Regions from separate parts of the Mus musculus genome. Here regions 1 and 2 are each linked to region 3. Evidence: chromatin contacts called from ENCODE Hi-C or POLR2A ChIA-PET data. All regions are on one chromosome and are shown on one strand. Each heading gives the region's core, a stretch centred on a gene start or an enhancer-like site at or near the end of the contact. The rest is flanking DNA. Distances are from core to core; before and after follow the strand shown. Region 1 holds the start of Il2rb (interleukin 2 receptor, beta chain). Region 2 holds the start of Tst (thiosulfate sulfurtransferase, mitochondrial). Region 3 overlaps Tmprss6 (transmembrane serine protease 6).

What was found. Hi-C counts contacts between places; a loop is a spot of excess contacts on that map. ChIA-PET counts read pairs that join two places held with the same protein, here RNA polymerase II (POLR2A).
Region 1: a map of T-helper 2 cell shows a loop between it and region 3 (2.0-fold over the local background). The contact joins the promoter of Il2rb here to the enhancer-like site in region 3. A Hi-C loop is called at or near these places in 4 of 37 maps with a recorded cell type or tissue (T-helper 1 cell, T-helper 17 cell, T-helper 2 cell and 1 more). POLR2A ChIA-PET finds 5 or more read pairs at or near these places in 2 of 5 experiments (Patski and embryonic stem cell).
Region 2: POLR2A ChIA-PET joins it to region 3 with 11 read pairs in embryonic stem cell. The contact joins the promoter of Tst here to the enhancer-like site in region 3. POLR2A ChIA-PET finds 5 or more read pairs at or near these places in 4 of 5 experiments (Patski and embryonic stem cell).

The regions. Positions count from the first base shown.
Region 1 is chr15:78,493,477-78,497,428 of GRCm38, forward strand. Il2rb (interleukin 2 receptor, beta chain) reads right to left here and starts at 1,590. Exons shown (of 10, transcript NM_008368.4): 1 at 1,472-1,590.
Region 2 is chr15:78,403,771-78,408,280 of GRCm38, forward strand. Tst (thiosulfate sulfurtransferase, mitochondrial) reads right to left here and starts at 2,095. Exons shown (of 2, transcript NM_009437.5): 1 at 1,469-2,095. The coding sequence starts at 2,063. Mpst (mercaptopyruvate sulfurtransferase) reads left to right here and starts at 2,942. Exons shown (of 3, transcript NM_001162493.1): 1 at 2,942-2,974.
Region 3 is chr15:78,445,570-78,449,732 of GRCm38, forward strand. Tmprss6 (transmembrane serine protease 6) reads right to left here. Exons shown (of 18, transcript NM_027902.2): 11 at 1,094-1,239; 12 at 635-733. Among named protein-coding and RNA genes, the nearest start is that of Kctd17, 19 kb to the left of the region's middle. Within about 2 kb of position 2,847, at least 3 of the 3 ENCODE cell types and tissues checked have a DNase peak (open chromatin) inside an H3K27ac peak, as active enhancers do.

The DNA of each region.
Region 1 (3,952 bases), core at 340-2,839, 47 kb after region 3:
TCAGGCTGGGGGGCAGGGTAGCTTCAAGCAGTCATGGTGGTTGCAGCTTCCTTCGGCAAGAGGGAAACTGAATCTCTGGGAGACTAAGAAAACCACTCCAAAACCACACAGCACAAGGCCAGCCTCGGGCAGAGTGAGTACAGCCCAAGAATCTCAGAGTCCCAGGCACTGTCCCCCTGAGGCTCACCCACGTATGCCCTTCGCAACCACCAGACGTTCATCTCCCTGACTCATATATGTCTCCGCTGAGGCCCTGAAAAGGTCTGTCATCCCACAGACCCAGGCTGCTCTAACTGGGTCACCTGATTTCCAGTACAGTGGTGATGCTGACGGAGGAGGAGGGTCAGCCATGAGTGACAGTCGTGTCACACTCCCTGCGTCAGACTGACCCACACATGTCACAGAGAGGTCTCACAGCACAAGAGCAGGTTCTGTGACTGACTGCTCCTTCCCTATGGGAAGATCAGGGCCTAAAGCAGCCTGTTTCCCAGGATAAAGGTTCCAGTGCTGGGGCAGTCCAAGGCCTCACAGGTCTGTGAGGTACAGGGTCGACTGAGGGAGGACGGACGGCAAGCAAGAGCTTGTCTGTCAGATCTGGTGGCCTTTGACCTCAGAGATCCTTTCTCTGGCCACCTCTCCAGAGACACACACATTCACAAAGACACACACACACACACACACACACACACACACACCACTGTTCACCTCTTGCTGTTCAGTTCAGCTGAGGAGTGTGTGAAAGAAAGGGGACCTTCAAAGGTAGTTCTGCCTTCCTCAGCCACCCACCTTGGCCCTGAAGTACTGTAAACACAGCTAACGGTGGGAAGCTCCTACCTCAGGCAGCCTCGGAGACGGAGCCCCATGCCTGGCGATGTCCTTAACCTCTCTAGCCACTCGGTAATGTCAGAGACAAATCTAAGCTAGAACTCTACCTCTGACCTCCAGCCTAGGGCCCTCAGAAACCTGTCAATCAACATAGCTGACTGGACAGCCAGGTCCCAGGGGGAGATTCCTTCTCTCTTTCTCACTAAGGAGAATTCTCCAGGCTGAGATGAACTCCACAGGCGTCAGCGTTGAATCCCACCTGTCCCATACACGCCATGCCACCTCCCAATACTGACGAGCTACAAATCTTTTCCTCCACCCTTCTGGGCTAAGACATCCCCACACAGGATCCAGGGAAGTCCCTCCTAGCGAAAATGGCACACAGCTTCCCACAGAGTAGACTGGGAAGAAGCCACTGTGCCCTGACATTGGAAGGGGTTTATTCTTAAAGGAGAAACCATGACAGCCAGGCTACCCCCTTCCCCAGGGAATCCTAAGACAAGGTTAATCATCAAAGCCCAGATACAAACTACAAAGGGAACCAAGTTAGAGATGAGCGCCCCCTCCCAGCTCCCTGTCCCTTGGGAGGACCAGCAAGAGGTAGTGGGGTGCCCAGGGCTCCCAGGGGACCACACAGGGGCATCACCTGGCTGCAACATGGAGTTGTGTCGAGATGTTCCCTGCAGTCCTGCTGGAGGTTGGGTCCACGGCCATCTCCTGCTCCGCAGCTTAGGTAGCAGACAACAGCTAGGCCAGCAACAGACTGAAACCCAAGGCGAGCCCACTTCCTGTATAGAGGATGAGGGGCAAGGCCCAATGGGAGGTGGAGAGATGGGGGGTGATGAGGTAGCCTGAAACTCCACACACACCTAGCACTGATAAGATCTCCTCCTACGCCCAGGGGCAGCCACTGAATGTGGTGGCACACACGCTCACACAGTTACTGTGGTACAGGGACCTAGCTATGCACAGAACCTGAGGGGGCAGGCCCTTCTTTGCCTACTCTTCCCCGCTACATCTCACACATGCCACCCTAACACCATCGACTTCTGCTCACGCATGAGCACACACGCGCATGCACACACACACACACACACACACACACACACACACACACACATACATATGCTCACACCCTAACACCAAAGCCACCCACAGACACATCATCCCTCTAGGACCTAGAGTCTAGGTGTCCTCTTTGCTGATCTCCATTTTAGCCATCCCCCAGCCCCCGCTACATGCTGCCCTTTACTTCAGTCTCTGAGATGCCCTTTATTTAGGCTAGCATTCAAAGGTGACTGACTGGTTTTAAGGCTTGATAAGCAGTTTGATGGCCAATGAGTGGCCCTCCTATCACTTTCTTCCTTTCCGAGTTGTAAGTTCTAATCCTTCCTCTCTCGGTGAGATAGGGTGGCAGGGTTCAGTTCACGGCTTTTATTTTTAACAATGAAGTCACGAATTTCTCCGTAAATGAATGGGTGTTTATTTACATATTGTATCACAGGACCAGGGACTCCCCGTTTCTATCTCCCCTTCATCTTGGTTTTAATGCCAGGCTTGGGGAAATATGACAAGCTTCTGCCCTCTTGTGAAAAGAAGGGAGTTGTAAGAATTCTGTTCTCTGGACATAACAGCCATTACCATCTTCATCGGGGCAGCTGTAACTGCCACAAGAGAGCCACACGATTGGACCTGCTGATGTTCATCCCCTCACAAGAAGGGAAGAGAAGTAACAGGAACCCCTCCCCTGAGGTCCAGCTTTAGCGATGTGTAACTGAACTCAGGGGTACTTACACACTAGAGAGGATAGGTTAGCCAAAGAAGAAGTGACTCCATCTATACAACTATGGGGATGCCATCATCCATGCTCAGCTGTGACTTCCCAGTAACATAGTTGCTTGGGGGGGTGGTCACCCAAACTGATGTAAGCAACCCCTTACTCCATAAATGTGCACAAGAAACTCACTAGCTCACCAAGCTAGACTTCAGTGGAGCTGTTTCTTGCTCTGTCGTTGGTGCCCTGTCTGGGATATGGAGGGACGTATGCACACACACAAAATCCCCAGGACTCTGGGGATGCTGGAGAGTGAAATCAAGAACCCTAAAAAGAGAATTGAGACAAGCCAGGAAAGGAGGTATGTGGGCTGCCATTGCTAGGGAGAGTCACCCCGGCTGTGTGACCTGGACTTGCTGAACTTCAGTTCACAAATCTGTAAAATGGGATTACTATTTTAGTTTCATTGAGGTGACAAAATTCCCAGGCAAAATCAGCTTAAAGGAGGAAAGATTTCTTGTGGCTTTTGGGTGGCCCGGCCCCTGGTGTCTTAGATCTGCCACAGTGAAACACCATGATAAGAGAACAAAGCTGCTCCCTGACTTGTCAAGCAGGAAGTGGGGAAAGGGGAGAAGGCTGAGGACAGGATATGTGTCCAAGGCATGTTCCCAGAGACCTACCTCCTCCAACTACTTCCCACCTCCTATCAGCCCACCAAGCTACAGACTCATCCCTGGACCCATGGCATCCGCATGGCCGCATCCTTATAGCTATATCAGGGCTCCAGACTTCCTGCAGAGGAGCTGTCTGGGGTAGGGTGGGAGAACCTCATAGACAGACTGGAATAGGGTCTTATCAGTTCTTGCCTGAGCCTGGGGTGAGGACTGACACACAGGAAGGTATCCATGAAGACTTGGGATAAAAGCCAGTTCTCCTTGACAGGGCGTGAATGTGCCCCTAAATGTTCATGCATTAGAAATCCAAGCCCCCTAAATTCTTATATTGATTGTCTGTGAGAGCAGAAATCTCAGAGGCCATTAGGGTGGGGGTGAAGGCATGAAGGTGGCTTCCTACAATGGCACTGATGTGGAAGAGAAACAGGAGCCAACATGGCGCTCCCTCCAGCCATGTGACGCCTTTGACCTGTGCTGAGGCAGAAGGAAGGCCTTACCCACTACCTCTGCCAACACTCAGGAAGCTCCACAGCTGTGGGCCCAGCAAGCTCCAACTCTCTGACATACTGAGGCCCAGCCACAGAAAATGGCTAACGACTCTCTCTTGTCCCACCCCCCTCCTCCCCTGGAAGATTCTTTAATAACAGTAGAAGGCAAGAGACATATCCATGGTGACGGG
Region 2 (4,510 bases), core at 845-3,344, 43 kb before region 3:
TCAGAGAGAAGAGAGGGACCTTAGAACTCAGGCAGCCTGTGTCCCCTCTACAAGCCCCGACTTTCCTCGTCTGTAAAATGATAGGACGCTATGTCTGGGCCCCATTATCACTCATTTCTTGGTTTGCAGCCAGGAAAGCCCAATGGCCAGCTCCACTCTCCCTTCCTCCAGTTTCAGTTCCAAGAAGAAAATGGGGTTTTGAGTCAAGACCAGGAGGCATCCCAGGTTCAGAGTCTCTGGAAAGTGCCTAACAAGCATGCATCTTTCTCCTCTGACCTTCCCAGAGCCAAGCAGGCGGGAGAAATCAAAGGCCTGGAGAGAGTGAGACTGGAGCAATGCCAGCCTCTGCCAACTCCATGTGTGGCCTTGATCTACTGCTGCCTGTGTGCCAAGGCCCCCTCTGTCCAGTGGGATGAGAATTTAGTACTAAGACTGTAAAAACAGGGTTGCTGACATCAGCTGGCAGAAAGGAAGAGACAAGTTTTTGAAACTTTGTAGGCAAGTTTTGAAACTTTTTAGGCAACATTTTGAAACAAGTTAGGCAAAATGTATCCTGGAGTTAAGTCTTACTGATGAGGGAGGCAGAGAGAGAGAGAGAGAGAGAGAGAGAGAGAGAGAGAGAGAGAGAGAGAGAGGTGAGGTGGGCCAAAACTTGGGGTTGCCTCTGGTCAGGCGCCTCTAGAAAGCAGCATTTCATCTCCTGAGTTTATTTTTTCCTGACTCCTAAACTATACAGACTTCTTCAGGCTTTCTCACACATACCAAAGGGGACCCAAGGGGCCATCTTTCCAGGAATACCTAGCACAGGAGGAGCCCCTGAACCCTAGGAAATGGTGGTGGGACTGAATGGATTTATATCTGGATTTCGAACCCTGGGTTAAAACAAAATGATACCAGGTTCAAATCCAGATTCTACCACTTAACTGACCAAGTAACAATCCCCCAGTGCTTCATCTAAGTCAGGTATTTCATCCCGTCCATTTCCCTGGCTGATAGCTGCTGTAACAGACAGGTCGCAGCCACTTGCTGAGGTTATGAACTGAGGTGCCTTTCACAGACACTAGCCAGGGTCCCAGAAGAGCTCAGAAGGGCCTTGTTGATATTTGAAAGGGCTTCTGGGATGGAGAGAGTGGGAAGAGATTTGTAGACCTCTGTGCAGCCATACAAATGACTGCTTGTGGAGAGAACACCTTTTCGTACATCTACTGCATGTGGGAGCGCTGGTGCCTGGAAGTGGACCATGGATGGACAGGACCCCAGTCACCTAATAGGGGCAGCTTGTTAGCACCCGGCTATGGCACACAGGGCCCCCATGTATGAGCGCTATAAAAGACTTCAAGGTTGGCCGTACCCTCCCATTTTACAGATGGAAAGACAAGTCTACCTAGAGGGCCTGAGGGATCCAGGGGTTTTTTGATTCCCCATCCTTTTGTTGTGCAATCCTCCCAAGGGCCACTGGAACACCTACCTACTATATCCGGCTCCGGTTGTGTGCCCAGGTACCGTCCTTGGGCCCGAGAGTCCACCAGCTGGAACCTTTTAGACTGGAGATTCTCTAGGACCTGCTCATAGGTCTTGAGCAGGGAGAGATTCAGTGTGGCTTTGAAAACGGCTGGCTCTGGCCTCGAGGGCTCAGATGTCACCGGGTGGCCCTCCTTCAGCCAGTTCCGGAAGCCACCATTGAGCACTGACACTGTGCGGTGGCCAAACACACGAAACATCCACCAGACTCTGGGTGCATAGAAGCTGCCCAGGTCATCTCCATCGTATACCACCACATGTGTGTCGTTGCTTATGCCCAGGTTGCCCACATAGTCCCCAAAGTGGGCCTCACTGGGCAGCATCATCTCATAAGGCGAAGTCGTGTCCCGGCATTCCTCTATATCAAAGAAGGACGCGCCAGGCACGTGTCGCTCCTGGTACTCTTTGCGTGCCTGGCGGGTCCCGGGTGAGTACCAAGACGCGTCCAGCACCCGAAGGCTGGGCCCCAGGCGGCCAGACCGAATGGATTCCGCCAGCCACTTGGTGGATACCAGCGCCCGGTAGAGCACCTGATGTACCATAGTGTCAGTTCTGCGAGTCACCTGGCGCGGTTGGGAACCAGGAAAGAGACAGGCCTGAGAGGGCTGAGTGCGGTGGGCGGAGCCCAGGGGGCGGGGCTGTTGCTCCCACTACATTTTCCCAGCGTGCAATCGTAACTACACTCAGAGCCAGACTCACAGTGGGAGAGGTTGGCACATTCCCTAGGGAAAGCCTGCTCCACCCCTCCCACTTCCCCGGCGCCCTCCCTTTCTGGTGCCTAGGAGGGCAGGTGGGCGTGGCTAAGAGCTTCGGTGCATTACTATAGCAGCAAATTGGTGGGAGGGGCTGGCTCAGGACTCTGTCTTCAAGAATGGGAAAAACAAACACAAGTCAGAGATGGCCTTCCAGTCGCCTCTCCGGGCGCACTGATTACCCTTCTGCTTTCGTTTCTTGCAGCCAGAGTTCTCTGGCTTCTAGAATGTCCAATTCCGGTGAAAGGGCTCCAGGCACTCTGCCCTGCTTTCGCCAGGACCCAGCTAGCGGCTCCATCCTGGGCGGCTCGCTGCACTCAGTCGCAAAAGTAGCTGGGCTGGCACTCGCCCTTGCGCTCCGAAGAAGCTGGAGGGTTCAAACCAGGAGCCGGGAGGGTTCTCAAGTGGCCCGCACCATTGTACCGCCTCCCATGGGGGTGAGGAGAGAAACCTCTCTCGTAGACAGTCGGGATTCCGAACAGCTTCTGCGTCTTCGCACGGGAGTCTTGTTTGCCCCTCCTCGTATAATACTTCTCATACATAAAGGGGGCTATTTGAAGCTCGAGGTGACACTGGGGCAGCGCGCAACCCGGCTTCATGGCGCCTGCGTCCCCCGCAGTACGGGAAATGGAAGGTGCAACGTCTCGGAGTGGCCCAAACAGTGGGCTGTGCCCAAGTCTCCTCCCTTTGGCTGGCCGCAGGTTGGTGGCGGAAGGAGGGAACCTCTGAGGGCGTGGGGAGGGGGTGACATGGCGGAGCTGGGAAACGGGGAGCGCAAATCCCTGGTATCTGCTACCCAACGCGTCCTACTTGCTTTTCTGTGAGAGAGGGTGCTTCTCCGGGGGTGCATAGCGTGGTATCACGCGGGAGTGGAGGAGGGGATGCAGTCTATGAGAGAAGAGTTTCCAGGGCGCCTCTAATTTGCCTTAGGAAGACTGTCCGTGGCTGCTTGTGGCCGTCTGTGGGTTGGTGTGGGATAAGAGACAGGTGGGTAGCAGTGAGTGGATGGGGTTTGGAAAGACCTGATGCCTCCTGAGAAAGTTGGGGGGGGGGAGCAAGAGAATAAACAAAGCAATTCAGAGGAGCTGTGGTGAGGAGATCTAGCATGCCCCAAGAGGAGAAAGTAACAGAACGGAATAAAAATAAAACTAGCATTTATGAAGCCCGCCTTGCCGAGTGCCTTCACGACCCTGCCGGATTGAGCTGAACTCCCAACAGGAGAAACAGGTAGAGCCAGGAGGTGCCAAGGCACGTAGTGGAAAAGGGACTAATTTCTCACCTGAAGCCCAAAGTGGTGGGAGCTGCCTCGGTTTACCTGTCCATCCTTGAAGCCTTATGCTTAGTAGTAGTAGTAGTCGTCGTTGTCGTCTTGGGCTTCAGTTTTTACCACTTCATTGTAAATTTATATAAATCCCAATAAGCAAGATATCTGGAAATAGAGCATGGCTCCTGCAAACCAGCTGTACACCCCCTCTCTAGTCTATTCTGTTCCCCTGGAATGCTTTTCTCTTGAACTCCCCTCCCTGTTTTTTTGAGCATCTATCCTACCCTGAAATACTGTCACAGTGTGTTGCAAAAATTCACTGTCTAGCATTTTCCCAGCATACTCTGCACCTGGAGCTTGACAGTAGGGAAGAGAAGGTACCAGGAGGGTCTAGTTAGGGAGATGCTCTTCAGTGCCCGAACCCCCACCCCCCATGGGTGGGATATATAGGCTCACACTAACTTAGGATGGCCTGGGCCTGTCCTATATGTCCTGATGGACTTCCAGAGAGCTACTCTCCCCTGGGATCCTGGCCCTTCAAGCACAAAGAAACCTAGTCTCTTTCTGGTCTCTTCCCCTCATGAGCACTCATAGCCTAGCCTCTCTGACTCTCTTTCTGCTGCCTGGGGTCTTTTGTCATAACTGTCAATCAAGCAGGGAGGGTAGTGACCTCAGACCTTTGAAGTCCCACCCCCTGGAAGTCTAAGGCCAGCTGTAGACTCAAGGGCCATTAGGAGAGTAAAGGAAGGAATAGCAGGTTTGCATTCAACTTCCCTAAATGATCATTCAAAGAAGCTGTTTATAGGGTCAGTGGTGGCCCTTCTATAGTCACGTTTTTATTCTCACTAAGAGGTGGGTTTTGGAGTCTGGCATGGTGGTATATGCTTGTAATCCACCCACCCCCACTCCCCCACTCCCCCACTCTGGACTCTGAGTAGGAAGAGGAGAATTTCAAGTTCCAGGATAGAGAGTG
Region 3 (4,163 bases), core at 1,597-4,096:
TGTGACTGATGGGCCTGAGGTCATTAGAGGTTCAGGGTCAAATATGAAATCTCTTCCCCTGATTCTCTCCTCAAACTGAGAATGGACAAGGGAGGCATGGAGCATCGCTGCCCAGGTACCTTGACTCTCTCTGGTCCTGAATGGTGACTCTAGGGGTCAGAAGCCAGCATTTGCTCAGAATTCTTCCTGAGAACCCTAGTCTGGGGACCAGTTCCTGCCTCAGGCTGGAGGGATAAGGGCCCCACCCCATTTAAGGAGAGAGATACAAGATACAGGATTCCTACCTACCCTGGACCCCAGCTCCTGAGAGTCTCAGCCCAGCCGCCATCCCTGCTTGGCTCTGCCCTCCCCCTCCTGGTTATTTTTTTTCAGAATATGGGCCAGGACAGACAGCTGGCACATTTGCTTATGATAAAGGGTGTAACCTCAGCTGAGGGTCACAGTGTGTCCCAGACACTCCCTCAATGGGGGATGCTATGGGGGTAGGCTGGCTCTGGGGAGGCTGCTTTTCCACATTGCCATCCTGACACAGTGCAAGAACCGTGGGCTCCTGGGTGTTCTCAAGGAGGAAGCACACGTCAGGTAGACTTAGTCCAGCGCAGGGAGAGAGGAGGGAAGGCGTCAGGCTGCTCACCACAGTTTCTCTCATCCAGGCCATTGGGGCAGTCCTTGATCCCGTCACACGCAGGGACACACAGTCCATTCACAGAGCAGAGGAACTCACCAGGGCAGGCTGGGGACAGGAGAGGGACAGTAGGAAATGGAAGCGGAAGAGCACACTTAGGATGCATGCCATGAAATACGTGCGTCTGTATCCTTACATGTACACAATTAGGTGCCCATACACCTGCTCCAGTGCCTGGTGTCTGTGGTCCATGCAGAGCTACATCCAGACAACACACACCCAAAGGGATACATGTGACTGCCTACCCAGCACATAAAACTACGTGCCATGTGCACACATGTGTATGAAGACACATAGCACTCTCACTGTGGCCTAGCCTCATAAATGTTTGTGCACATCTGGGGACAGCACAGGGGCAGGGCACGGGCACACACACACACACACACACACACCTCAAATTGTACTCACGGTCTGATTGGTTGTACAAGCTGTAGTACACTTGCACACCCGGGCCTGTGAGGGAGATCTGGGAGGTGAAGTTGATGGTGACACCATCTGAGGCCACCATGGGGATCCTCTCAGCATATGGCTGCAGGGTACGGAAGCCACACAGCCTAGGAGTGACCAGGGATGGCTTAGACACATAGACTGGTTTCCCAGCCAAAAAAAATGAGAAACAACCTAGGTTCCTATGCACAGCCAGGGTAAGGACCAGGCAGTCAGAAACAATGGGCCCCACCCACACTCCCTCTATCTCCATTTCTCCTTTGGGTGGCTGCTTAGCCCCAGAGACATCTTCTAGAAAGGAGTTTGTTTCTGTCACTCTCCTGCTCAAAAACCTGCAGTGGCGCCCCATTGACTGTGGGATAAAATTCCATCCAGATTCTTGCCCCAGTCACCCATAGGCTCTGAGAATCTGGCTAGTCAAGGGCCTCCTCTGAGGAGTCTCACTCTTCCTCTTTGTTCCACAAGGAAAACAATCATTTCTGCCAGCCTTCCATCTACAAAAAGGTTCCGTGTGTCTGCAGAGGCAGAGGACCTCAGCTGGCCAACTGTCTGTAGACTCACCCCACACAAAACACAGTTGGCCCGCTGAGCAACCTGGCAGGCTCACTCAGCCCGTGGACAGAGATGATTGAGAAACTGCAAAGTGGAGCAAGAATCCTGCCCGCTTCAGTTCAGGGCAGGAGAAGCTCTGGAAACGTAGTTTCCCAAGCCCCTGACCCTCACCTTCACGTTCCTGGCTAGGCTCTGGCATCTGTAATCTACTTGCATGAGTAGCTCTCAAAGTGCAGTCCAGAGACTAAAAGTCGCCTCTGTAGTGACCCTCTAATCCTGTTTGACCCTCCTTCCCTCCTTCTAACAACACAACAGAATTTCCAAGATAGGTGACTGGAACCCTGTAACTGAGGGCAGATGAGTGTGTGAGGGTGCCAGCCCTGCTCTATTAAGCCAGTTATTAAAGAATCTGCAAATAATTTGAAGGGTCGATATTTGTGTTACTAGATGTTGGCGTGCCCCATATTTTCAAGGCAAATTAAGAGGTCCTGAAAAGGAATTGTTTTTCAAGCACCCAGAGTTCCAACAGCCCAGCTGCTCGTCAAAGAAAAGATCGCCACCAGGGGGCGCGCGGGGCAAGCCTGGGTCTTGTCGTCACCCTTTCCCCGCCTCCCGCCCTTTTTCAAGCCAAGGAAATGTGGGTTCCTGGTGGATAAAAAAGATGGATTCCTGGATTGTTATCCTCAGAGGACAGGCCCAGAAAGTGGGCAGGGCATCTGGAAAATGTGATTTAAAAAAAAAAGAAGAAGTTATTTACTTTAAAGAATGCATTTTAAAGAAATCGCAGTACTTTCCCTTTATGCATGGGAGGCATTCCTAGACTCCCGTGGACACCAGAAATCCCACGCAGTGGCGAACACTACCTGTGCTATGCTCTGCCTGTACACATCTCTCTTTGTAAATCGGGCTCTAAAGAGAGCGGTAGCTAATGAAACAGATTCACTTCTGGAATTTTCCACTTAAGTATTTTCCGATCACAGATTACCGTGAGAAACTGAGAGGGAACTGATGAAATATACATTTCTGAACTAATCAGATTTAACTCCTGACACAGGCACTTAACCCGCAAGAGCAAGGGTTAGTCTGACAAGGAAAGTTAAAAGCCCGGAGACGGGAGGGAGAGCCAGAGCCTAGCCGCCCTTGACAAATGAGATCACCACTAGGGGGAGCCCTGGAGCAAGCCAGTCCCTTTCAAGCTAAGAGGAACCCGATTGTTCCTTGAGGACGTTGTTATAAATATATAAATTTGTGTTATGGTTATGATAATCTTATACCTATCATGCATTGCTATCCCAGGGAAGGGTCCCAAGAAGCAGGCAGGGAAGCTGGGAGCATCCCAGAACAAATGTAAGATTCAGGCATTCGGAGCCCTGTTCCCAGGTGCGGCCCTCTGAGTTTCTGGCCCCTCTGGTCCTCCCGTCCACCTAGCCCTCTCACCTCAGCAGCTAAGTGCTGGAGTCAGAAGGAACCGGGGCACCATATGGATTGCCTTGCTACCCCACCCCACCCCACCCTGTGAGTTTAGCAGGGGGATCTTTCTCCTAGGCCTGTCAATCCGGCATATCAGCATCTTCCCACAGAGGAGCTGGAGAGATGCTGGGTGGATAGGCAGAAGCATGGATAAGAGAAAGGAGTGGGAGGGGTCAGGCCTCACTGTGAACATGGCTCTTTCTATGGACAAGCTGAAGGACAGAGGGCAGAAAGACAGCACTGAGGGAGGGACAGTGGCCTGCTCTGTGGTGGACAGGACATTTTGCAGAGCCGGGCTCCATATAACTTTGCCACCAGACGAGTTAGTTCTGTGACCTCGGCAAACTTCAGGCCTCCGTAAGTGTGGTGGCCGAACTATAGTCAGGAGAAAGCCATCCCCTGACCCCACCTCCTTGCAGATATTTCAGAGAACCTGGAAGAATGGTTTGGGGGACCTGATACAGAGTGGCTGCAAGTGGCACTAGTCACAGGGCCTTGGGGAAGCAGAAAGACCACTTAGAGTCAGGCTTACAGGGGCCTCTGGAGCCTGTCGTTCTGCCTTATCTCATGGCTGGAAGTTAGCAGAAAGGGTCAGGCAGGTCACAGGAGAGTGACATCACATGAGAGGAAATGAGGGCAGGTTCCTGGAAGGGGGGAAGCCAGTGCTGCGGTATCGCCCAGTGAGGAGGTTCTGTGAAACCCAGCATCCAGCAGCTAGATCTTACAAGGACAAGACCCGCGTCCCCACCCCCACCACCTGCAGGCCACTGAAGGGCAAGCGGACCCTGTGGGGACAGCAGAACAACAGAACAGCAGGATGGCAGGCAGAACCAGGAGAAAACAAAATGGACAGACAAGATAGGGACCAAGGGTGCCCAGCTAGTAGAAGAGTCCCTTGTCTCTAGACTGGCACTGGGGACAGGGGTTCAGCCATCTTTTCCCTGTACTCCTCAATTGCTGGACCAAAGGACCTGGTCTCCCTCTCCCTTCCTCCATCTCTCAGGCCCCT